Regions from separate parts of the Homo sapiens genome. Here region 2 is linked to region 1. Evidence: chromatin contacts called from ENCODE Hi-C or POLR2A ChIA-PET data. All regions are on one chromosome and are shown on one strand. The core of a region is the stretch at or near the end of the contact, and the rest is flanking DNA. Distances in the headings are between cores, read along the strand shown. Region 1 has its middle 27 kb from the start of LNCARGI. Region 2 overlaps LINC01232 (long intergenic non-protein coding RNA 1232).

Region 1 (4,284 bases), core at 943-3,442:
ACCACCGGCGGGGCAGCCCAGGAGGACCCAGTGACCAACAGGAAAGGACGCCACCGGCGGGGCAGCCCAGGAGGACCCAGTGACCAGCGGGAAAGGACACCACCGGCAGGACAGCCCGAGAGGACCCAGTGACCAGCGGGAAAGGACGCCACCGGCGGGACAGCCCGGGAGGACCCAGTGACCAGCAGGAAAGGACGCCACTGGCGAGGCTGCCTGCTTACGCTGCTGATGCTGGTGGCCGTGGTGGTCTGCTTCAGCCCCTACCACCTCAACATCAAGCAGTTCATGGCGAGAGGGATGCTCCACCTGCCATCCTGTGCCGAGCGGAGGGCTTTCTTACTGTCCCTTCAGGCCACCGTGGCCCTCATGAACATGAACTGTGGCATTACCCCATCATTTACTTCTTTGCATCCACCCATTACAGGAAATGGCTCCTGGGCATTTTAAAGCTCAAAGGGTCTTCCTCCTCCTCCTCCTCCTCCTCCTCCACCCCAGGAAAAGCTTCTTCAGAAACACCAAGTATCACCCAGGCCAGAGGTTCTATGTTCTTAGCGGAGCACGTGGTCTAACGTGTCATTTGCTTTATGACTGTATCTAGGGAGGGGTCCAGCGTTGGGGTATTGAAGTTGATACAATTTGGGCAAAAGGTTTTTTAAGGAAAAGAATACAGAATAAGAAATACAAAATTAGGCCGGGCGCGGTGGCTCACGCCTGTAATCCCCGCACTTTGGGAGGCCAAGGTGGGCGGATCACCTGAGGTCAGGAGTTCGAGAGCAGCCTGGCCAACATGGTGAAACCCCATCTCTACTGAAGTACAAAAATTAGCCAGGTGTGATGGTGGGCACCTGTAATCCCAGCTACTCAGGAGGCTGAGGCAGCAGAATCACTTGAACTCGGGAGGCAGAGGATGCAGTAAGCCGAGATCGCACCACTGCACTCCAGCCTGGGCGACAAGAGCAAGACTCCGTCTCAAAACGAAAGAAAGAAAGAAAGAAATACAAAATTAGAGACAGGGTCTTTGAAGGGACAGTGTAAGGATGGAGCCCTGAAGTTTGGACTTCAGTATCCTGACAAACACAGCTCTAATATCTCTTAGTAAATGGTAGTGGAGTTCCTTCGCCCCTAAAGGGGTGTGGGGTGTTTTTTTCCAGGAAAAGTCTATTTTCATGGTAAATGCAGAAGAGCCTGAAAGAAGTGGCTGAGCACTAGATCAGCAATTTAGAGGATGCTTCCCGTTTGGGGGGTGAAATGCTGTAAAGAGCAAGAACACTTCCCCTTCTCTTACAGAGAAACTTCCCAATTCTTAGCCTTAACATTTACTAAAATGTCAAGGTTTTTCTGAAAAACTTGGAAAACACAGGGAGGATGCACAGCCAGGCGCTGAGCTGATGCCTCTGCAGAGGGTCGGGAGGGACTGTGCCAAGTGGGGAAGGGACTTCGTGTGCTTTTGTGTGGTGGTTTGGATCTTGTGCAATGTGAAAGCATTCACGGATGCACGTGTCATTGGGAAGAACAGGGGGAAAGGAAACAGTCAGAAAAGCAGGCCCTTTTTTTTTCATTTGTTTAGTGTCAGAAAGGCTGTATCCATTTAAATGCTGCTTACATTAGATCGAAACAAACCTTTGCAAGACCGAACTTTGAAAGAAGTTTCATTGCAACTTCTTCAGACTTACTGAGGCAATTTTTTTTCTTTTTTTTCTTTTTTTTTTTTTTAGACAGTCTCGCCCTGTCACCCAGGCTGGAGTGCAATGGCACAATCTCGCCTCACTGCAACCTCCACCTCCCCGGTTCAAGCGATTCTCCTGCCTCAGCCTCCAGAGTAGCTGGGATTATAGGCACATGCCACCATGCCCAGCTAATTTTTTCTATTTTTAGTAGAGATGTGGTTTCACCTTGTTGGCCAACCTTGTCTCGAACTCCTGACCTCCTGATATACCCGCCTCAGCCTCCCAAAGTGCTGGGATTACAGGCGTGAGCCACTGCGCCCGGCCAAGTCTGATGCCATTTATGGAGCATTTTGACGTGGGTGATTTTGTGTTTCGTAAAGCATTAGGTTGGTGCAAAACTGCTGTTCTGCCGTGACTTGTGCACCAACCTAATAGAATGTGTGCTTTCCTGCCAAGCGCATGTTCCTGACGACAGTCCCTGGCCTTTCCCTCTGCCCCCACCGTCCCCCCACACTCCGGCGGTTCAGACAGGAATAAGCGTGGAGTCCTGCCTCAAGCCCTCCCCAGTCGCTGTCCCCCAGAGACCCTCTTCTCTCCTGATGCTTCTTGCATCTTCCAATTTCCGGCTACGTTTTGGACATTTGACTCTCTTCAAGGCAGAACTTCACATACACTTTCTTGAGTGGGGAATGTCTCATCCTGTGACGTTGTGATAAAATAAGAAATACGTATTTGGTCTTTCCCCTAGTTCCTGGCATAGAGCTCCTAAAACCTTGGAATTTTCCAAGAGACAGGGGTGAGAGGGCATCTTTCGTTCTTCATCATGAGCCCTTTTCCATCACACTTGAGTTTATGCCAATGAGGCAACTCTTGCCTGGACCCAGAAGATAAGGTTGGTTGCTGGAGGAACCACCATATGGTTAGAGGGTTGGAACTTTCAGCCCCATCCCCTAGCTCCTGGGGAAAGGAGACAGGCCAAAGATTGAGTCCAATCACCAATGATTTAATCAATCACATCTCTGTAATGGACCCTCCATAAAACCCCGAAGTGATGCAGTTCTAGAAGCTTCTGGTGGTGAACTCCACATGCCTGGAGGATGGTACATGTCAAACTCCGTGGGAACAGAAGCCCCTGAAATCAGGCCCTTTCCCAACCTAGGCACCTCTTCATCGGGATGCTTGTCTATATCCTTTATGTATTATATCCTTTCGAATAAGCTGGTAATTAATAGTAAGTAAAGTGTCCCTTGAGTGCTGTGAGCTGTCATAGCAAATTATCCAACCTGAGGAGGGGAACCCTCGATTTGTAGCCAACTTGGACAGAAGCGTGGTAACCTGAGGGCCCACTACTTGAGACTGGCATCTGAAGTGGGGGGCAGTCTTGTGGGATGGGGCCCTAACCCTGGGGGGGCCTGCACTAACTCTGAGTAGCTAGTGTCAGGATCGAATTAAATTGTGGGACATCCAGTTGGTGTCCACAGAGAACTGGTTGTTGGTGTATAAAAAAGCACTTTTTTTCCACTTACATCCTGGCAACTGGACTGCAAGGTCCTGAAGGAAATGTCTGCTCTGGCACCCTTGCTTGATGCCCCGGACAGCTGGCACTACCCCAGGCAGGGAGCTAGCGCTCCAGATGCCCCCACTAGTTTGAATGGATGAGGATCATTTCTCTTATGAAGTCTGATTTGTCAAATCCTACGAAAAACCCTCAGGAGCTCATGTTGAGGTCCTGGGCACACTTCTTCTCCATGTCTGCTTCCAGCTTGGAGGCAGAGAGGCTCAAAGTCTCAAAGAACTTGGAACTCTGCTCTTGGGGCCCTGTGAATTCAGGAGTGAAGAACCTCAGCTGAAAGGTCCCCTCTGCATCCGCTGGTGGCTGCTCTGAGCAAATCCTGTAGGTGCCCAGTAGTTTGCTTCCACACCTGGCCGGGATTAAAAGCAAAGCTCACACCCCTGATGCATTTGCACTAACCGAGCACTTCTCACAGGGCATGAAGGTACGAGAGGGGCTGGCCAGCCAGTGGTGTGATGAGGAGGGGGGCCCAGGGGCTGCAGAGGGGCCTCCAGCAGGGACACCGAGGTCTGGCTGCCTCCGGACATTACAGATCCTCCTGGGCCACCTCTCAAGCGTTTCTCACACCTGACCCGGCCTGCACGCTGGGCTGCTCAGCTCCAAAGCTGCGTGGGGCCCCGCAGTTATGAGCATGAGGAAGCCGGAAGGAGACAGTCATACCAGAGGGCATTTGAGAACGAAACAGGAGCAGGAAAGAGGCCCGAGATCGCGAAGTCTGGCAAGAAGAGGTAGAACTGGGTGGGAAGAGAAAGCACAGCCGAGATGCCCGTCTGCTTGCTGTACTGGCCATGGATGGAGGCGGGTGTTCTTTTTAGGAATGCCCACGATGGGTTGGATTTACAGAGAGAGAGGTCTCAGTTCTGAATATGGTTTGGCTATTTGCATTGAAATGTGATCCCCAAGGTTGGGTCACGGGGCAGATCTCTCATCAACGGTTTGGTGCCCTGTCCATGGTGATGAGTGACTTCTTACTCAGATAGGTGAGATCTGGTTGTTTAAAGAGCCTGGCACCTCCTTCCTCTCTCTCTTGTTCCCACTCTCGCC
Region 2 (4,284 bases), core at 1,267-3,766, 78 kb before region 1:
AATGGAAAACCTCAAGAGGGTATTTGGACCTGAGAAGATTCTGTATCTGGGGCCCTTGAGCTGCTGCTCTGCCCACTCTCACATGGTGGAGTGTAATTTCACTTTGAATAAATCTCTGCTTTTGTTGCTTCATTCTTTCCTTGCTTTGCTGTGTATTTTGTCCAATTCTTTGTTCAAAACGCCAAGAACCTGGACAACTTGCAGTCAAGACCCTCTACCAGTAACACTAGTTGTATCCCTGTAAATGAATGGGCTTTGAAGATTTTCTAGAAGAAAAAGATCACCTCATTGTCCTTCATTTTTTGACATAAAACTGTGATAGCCCAATAGATAAAATGTGAGTTATCGATCACCCCTGGAAAGGATTAGGATATGCCACTCCAAAATATGCCACGTTTATTTTGCACTGAAGGCAATTGAGAAACAGTAGACACAGGAAGAGCTCTCTGCTTTTCCCCTTTTTACCTAAAAGCAGAGAATAAATTTCCTTTTGGAAAGATGACATACATTTTCCTTTATAAAGGTGTTCCCTTCTCCTCTACCAGGAAGATCTGAGATGGCACCAAAATGAATCTGCCTAACAAACCTTACTGCACAATTCTTAGCTACCATACATTTCATAGTCACCTTCCCATAATTTACTGCCCTTAGGAGCCCAAGTCCCTTTCCTTTGACTATCACCTCTCCACAATTTATTGCCCTTTGTTAAAATGATATATAAGCTCCTTCATTTAACTACATCTTTGGGTTTTCACTTCTTATCTTTGATGCTACGATGCATGTAAAAATATTAATAAAATTTGTGTGCTTTTTCTCCTGTTAATTGTATGTCTTTTATCAACTTAAATTACAGGCCCCAAGTACATAATTAAGAGAGTAAAAGGCTGGGCACGGTGGCTGATGCCTGTAGTCCCAGCACTTTGGGAGGCCAAGGCAGGCAGATCACAAGGTCAGGAGATCGAGACCATCCTGGCTAACATGGTGAAACCCCGTCTCTACTAAAAAATAAAAAAAAATTTAGCCAGGCGTGGTGGCGGGCGCCGGTAGTCTCAGCTACTCGGGAGGCTGAGGCAGGAGAATGGCGTGAACTCGGGAGGCAGAGCTTGCAGTGAGCGGAGATCTTGCCACTGCACTCCAGCCTGGGCAACAGAGCAAGGCTCCATCTCAAAAAAAAAAAAAAAAAAGAGAGAGAGAGAGTAAAAGTTTTTCCTCTCCTACACCTCCTTCCCTGTTAGTCTAAATACTATAGCTTGGACATAAAACTTATCCTGAACAGTAGGCTTATAAATGCAACTAGCGGCCGGATACAGTGGCTCACACCTGTAATCCTAGCACTTTGGGAGGCCGAGGCGGGTGGATCACCTGAGGTCAGGAGTTCAAGACCAGCCTGGCCAACATGGAGAAACCCTGTCTCTACTAAAAATACAAAAATTAGCTGGGCATGGTGGCACACATGTGTAATCCCAGCTACTCAGGAGGCTGAGACTGGAGAATTGCTTGAACCCAGGAGGCAGAGGTTGCAGTAAGCCAAGATCACTCCACTGCACTTCAGCCCGGGCATCAGAGCAAGACTCCAACTCAAAAATAAATAAAATAAAATAATTAAATAAATGCAACTCATGGTAGATTGGAGCCGAGGTATGAAAAACGTTAAGCTTTAGGATAAATAATGGTTCTCAGGACATAACTTAGCTAACATACAAGCTATTTATAAGCTAACATAGAAGTTGCAACCAGAAGGGGGATTCTTTTGGCCAGCAGAACCTGGAAAAATGAAAGCCACAGAGGCAAATACTAAAGTATCACTCAGGAAAGACAAGAGTGTAGCTCTGTGACATAGATGGATATATTCTAATCATAAAACTAATTTTACTTCTTCCAAATTTATGCCCACAAACCAACTTTCTGCTTTTTTCTTGTCTCGTATGCATTTTTTAACTTAATAATCTTTAAACACTTTTATAAGAGTTTTTATATTCTGCATAGAAACACTTTGTTAGCTATATGAATTGCAAATATTGCTTTATCAAAAGATTCCTAGAGTCATGAAAGAAAGCAAACAAAGTGCTAATATTGTGGTTCATTGCTTCACTTATAAGATAAAATGCATACCATTTATCAATCTATAAACAATGTCTCAATTTGAGGTTGAATGTTAGAGTTTACCCGGTAATCTAGTATTTCTCTAGAAATGTCAAAAAAAAGGGCAAAATTATATAGTACAGAGGAGTGAGTGGCTGGAGGTTGTCTAGACAAGGTACCCACTGGATGCCATTATCTTGGTGAAAAAGAGAAAGAGAAAAGCAGTCACTGACATGAGGAGTTGGCCTGGTTCTTACAGATAGGACTTGGCATTCTCCTGTCAAATATAAGCAATTTCACAGAACATGAACATTAGACAACGCCGTGTTGTGATGTTGATGTAGCAAGACGAAAACACTGTAACCCTCTGTAATCATGTCTCAACAATCCACTACAACCCGAATGTGGTCCAAACCACAAAATAACCAAACATCCTCTGTCTTGCCTAAGAGTAGTGACTGCTGCCTCTTTAGCAATCACAACTTAAGCCTCAGACTAGTCTGCCCTCCTTCTAGATAAGAGTTATTAGATATCTAATTTTAAGAATTACCCCCTGCTTCCTGACAGCATTTGATCCAGAGCAAAGCTCCACCTCTTTAAAACGCTCCCCAAACCACAAAACACAAGCTCAATTCTTATAAATTTCTTTCCAATCCCCTCTTACTGAGATGTCCCATCGTTCCTCATAGTGTGCGTTCTCCCTTGCTGCAACAAGGAAATAAACCCAACTATAGTTGTGTTCCTGGTGGTCTTTAGCTGAAGAGCATTGACACTGCAGAATCCAGGAGAATCCAGGACAATTCAAGAGCTGGAGACAGCTTACTTGTCAGGACACTAAAAATAGACCTATCTCTCAAGGGTGAATTTGTATTAGCCACAGACACAGAAACTGATGGATAAGTAACATTACTAATTTGTTAATTAATAAAAATGAAATAAAGCCCTGGAAGAGTCAGAAAAGACAAATGTATAGAGTGAGAAAGTAGATGAATGGTTTCCTGAAGGTGGGTGTGGAAAGGGGAATTAAATGTTAAAGGGCATGAGTGGTCTTATTGGGGTGATAGAAATGTTCTAAAAACTATTATTGTGATGACCACACAGCTTGGTAAATTTACTAAAAATCATTGAACACTTAAAATGAATGAATTGCATGGTATGTAAATTATAGCCCAATGAAGTTATTAAAACAACAATGATAATCCAGAGGAGAACAGCTACTTGAATCCAGCCAGCAAATATTCTTCTTCTACAGATAGCCAATGGTCAACAAAAATGAAAACATGTTCAATCTTATTACTCATCAAGAAACTACGAATTGAAGCCTCAATGAGATGCAGCAACACAAGCATTAAAATAGCTAAAATTTGAAAGACTGACAATTCCAAGTGTTGATAAGGATGTAGAACAACTAGAATGCTTACACACGGCTGATGAGAGTGTAAATTTGTGGAAAATTGTTTGGCACACCTATTCTGTAACCCAGAAATTCCACTCCTAGCTCTAAATGCCTACATATATTCACTAAAATATATGTTCACCAAAACAGAACTGAAATGTCCATCTATAGTAGAAAGGATAAAGAATTTGTAGCGTAGTTTCGTAAAATTACTATTAAGCACAACAGCATATATCCATCTCACAAATATGATGTTAAGCAAAAGAAGTTAAACACTTGCATGATTCCATTTATATAAAATTCAAAAACAGGCAAAACAAATCTGGAATGTTAGAAGTCAAGAAGGTGGTTTCCTTGTGCGAATTACAAGGATGTAGTGAGTAGGAGAGCCTGGGGCTTCTGCAGTGCTGGTAAAGTTTACCTTTACCTTTACCTAAACCACTACCTTCATCTGGGTAGTGGTTATCTGGATGTGGTCACTTTGTGATAATTCATCAAACTATACACTTATGATCTGTATATTCTTCTGTATGTATGTTACACTGCAAAAGAATTTACTAAAATAGATATAATTATTGTGAAAAAGTTGATAATCACTGAAATTGAGTATTGGGTACATGGAAGTTGATTTTACCATTCCCTCTACTTTTGTGCATTTGAATTTTTTCATGATAAATACAAACTTCAAATATATATATATATATGTTTCACATATCTATATGCATATATGTGTATGTATATAGGAATGTGTATTTATGTATATGTATTTGTGAATGTTTAAGTTTCTCCTTGTCCTGCCAATCTAT

The links. A loop is a pair of places that touch in the nucleus more often than their neighbours do. ChIA-PET counts read pairs that join two places held with the same protein, here RNA polymerase II (POLR2A). Pooled maps may share reads with other maps.
Region 2: a map of endothelial cell of hepatic sinusoid shows a loop between it and region 1 (4-fold over the local background). The contact joins two enhancer-like sites. A Hi-C loop is called at or near these places in 1 of 168 maps with a recorded cell type or tissue (endothelial cell of hepatic sinusoid) and 1 of 50 pooled maps. POLR2A ChIA-PET finds 5 or more read pairs at or near these places in 2 of 52 experiments (HEK293 and activated CD4-positive, alpha-beta T cell).

Annotation. Positions count from the first base shown.
Region 1 is chr13:99,404,064-99,408,347 of GRCh38, reverse strand. It overlaps the pseudogene CCR12P. Among named protein-coding and RNA genes, the nearest start is that of LNCARGI, 27 kb to the left of the region's middle. Within about 2 kb of position 2,192, at least 6 of the 41 ENCODE cell types and tissues checked have a DNase peak (open chromatin) inside an H3K27ac peak, as active enhancers do.
Region 2 is chr13:99,482,808-99,487,091 of GRCh38, reverse strand. LINC01232 (long intergenic non-protein coding RNA 1232) reads left to right here. Exons shown (of 5, transcript NR_110731.1): 5 at 1-130. Among named protein-coding and RNA genes, the nearest start is that of LINC01232, 14 kb to the left of the region's middle. RefSeq lists a silencer at 2,401-2,601. Within about 2 kb of position 2,516, at least 2 of the 41 ENCODE cell types and tissues checked have a DNase peak (open chromatin) inside an H3K27ac peak, as active enhancers do.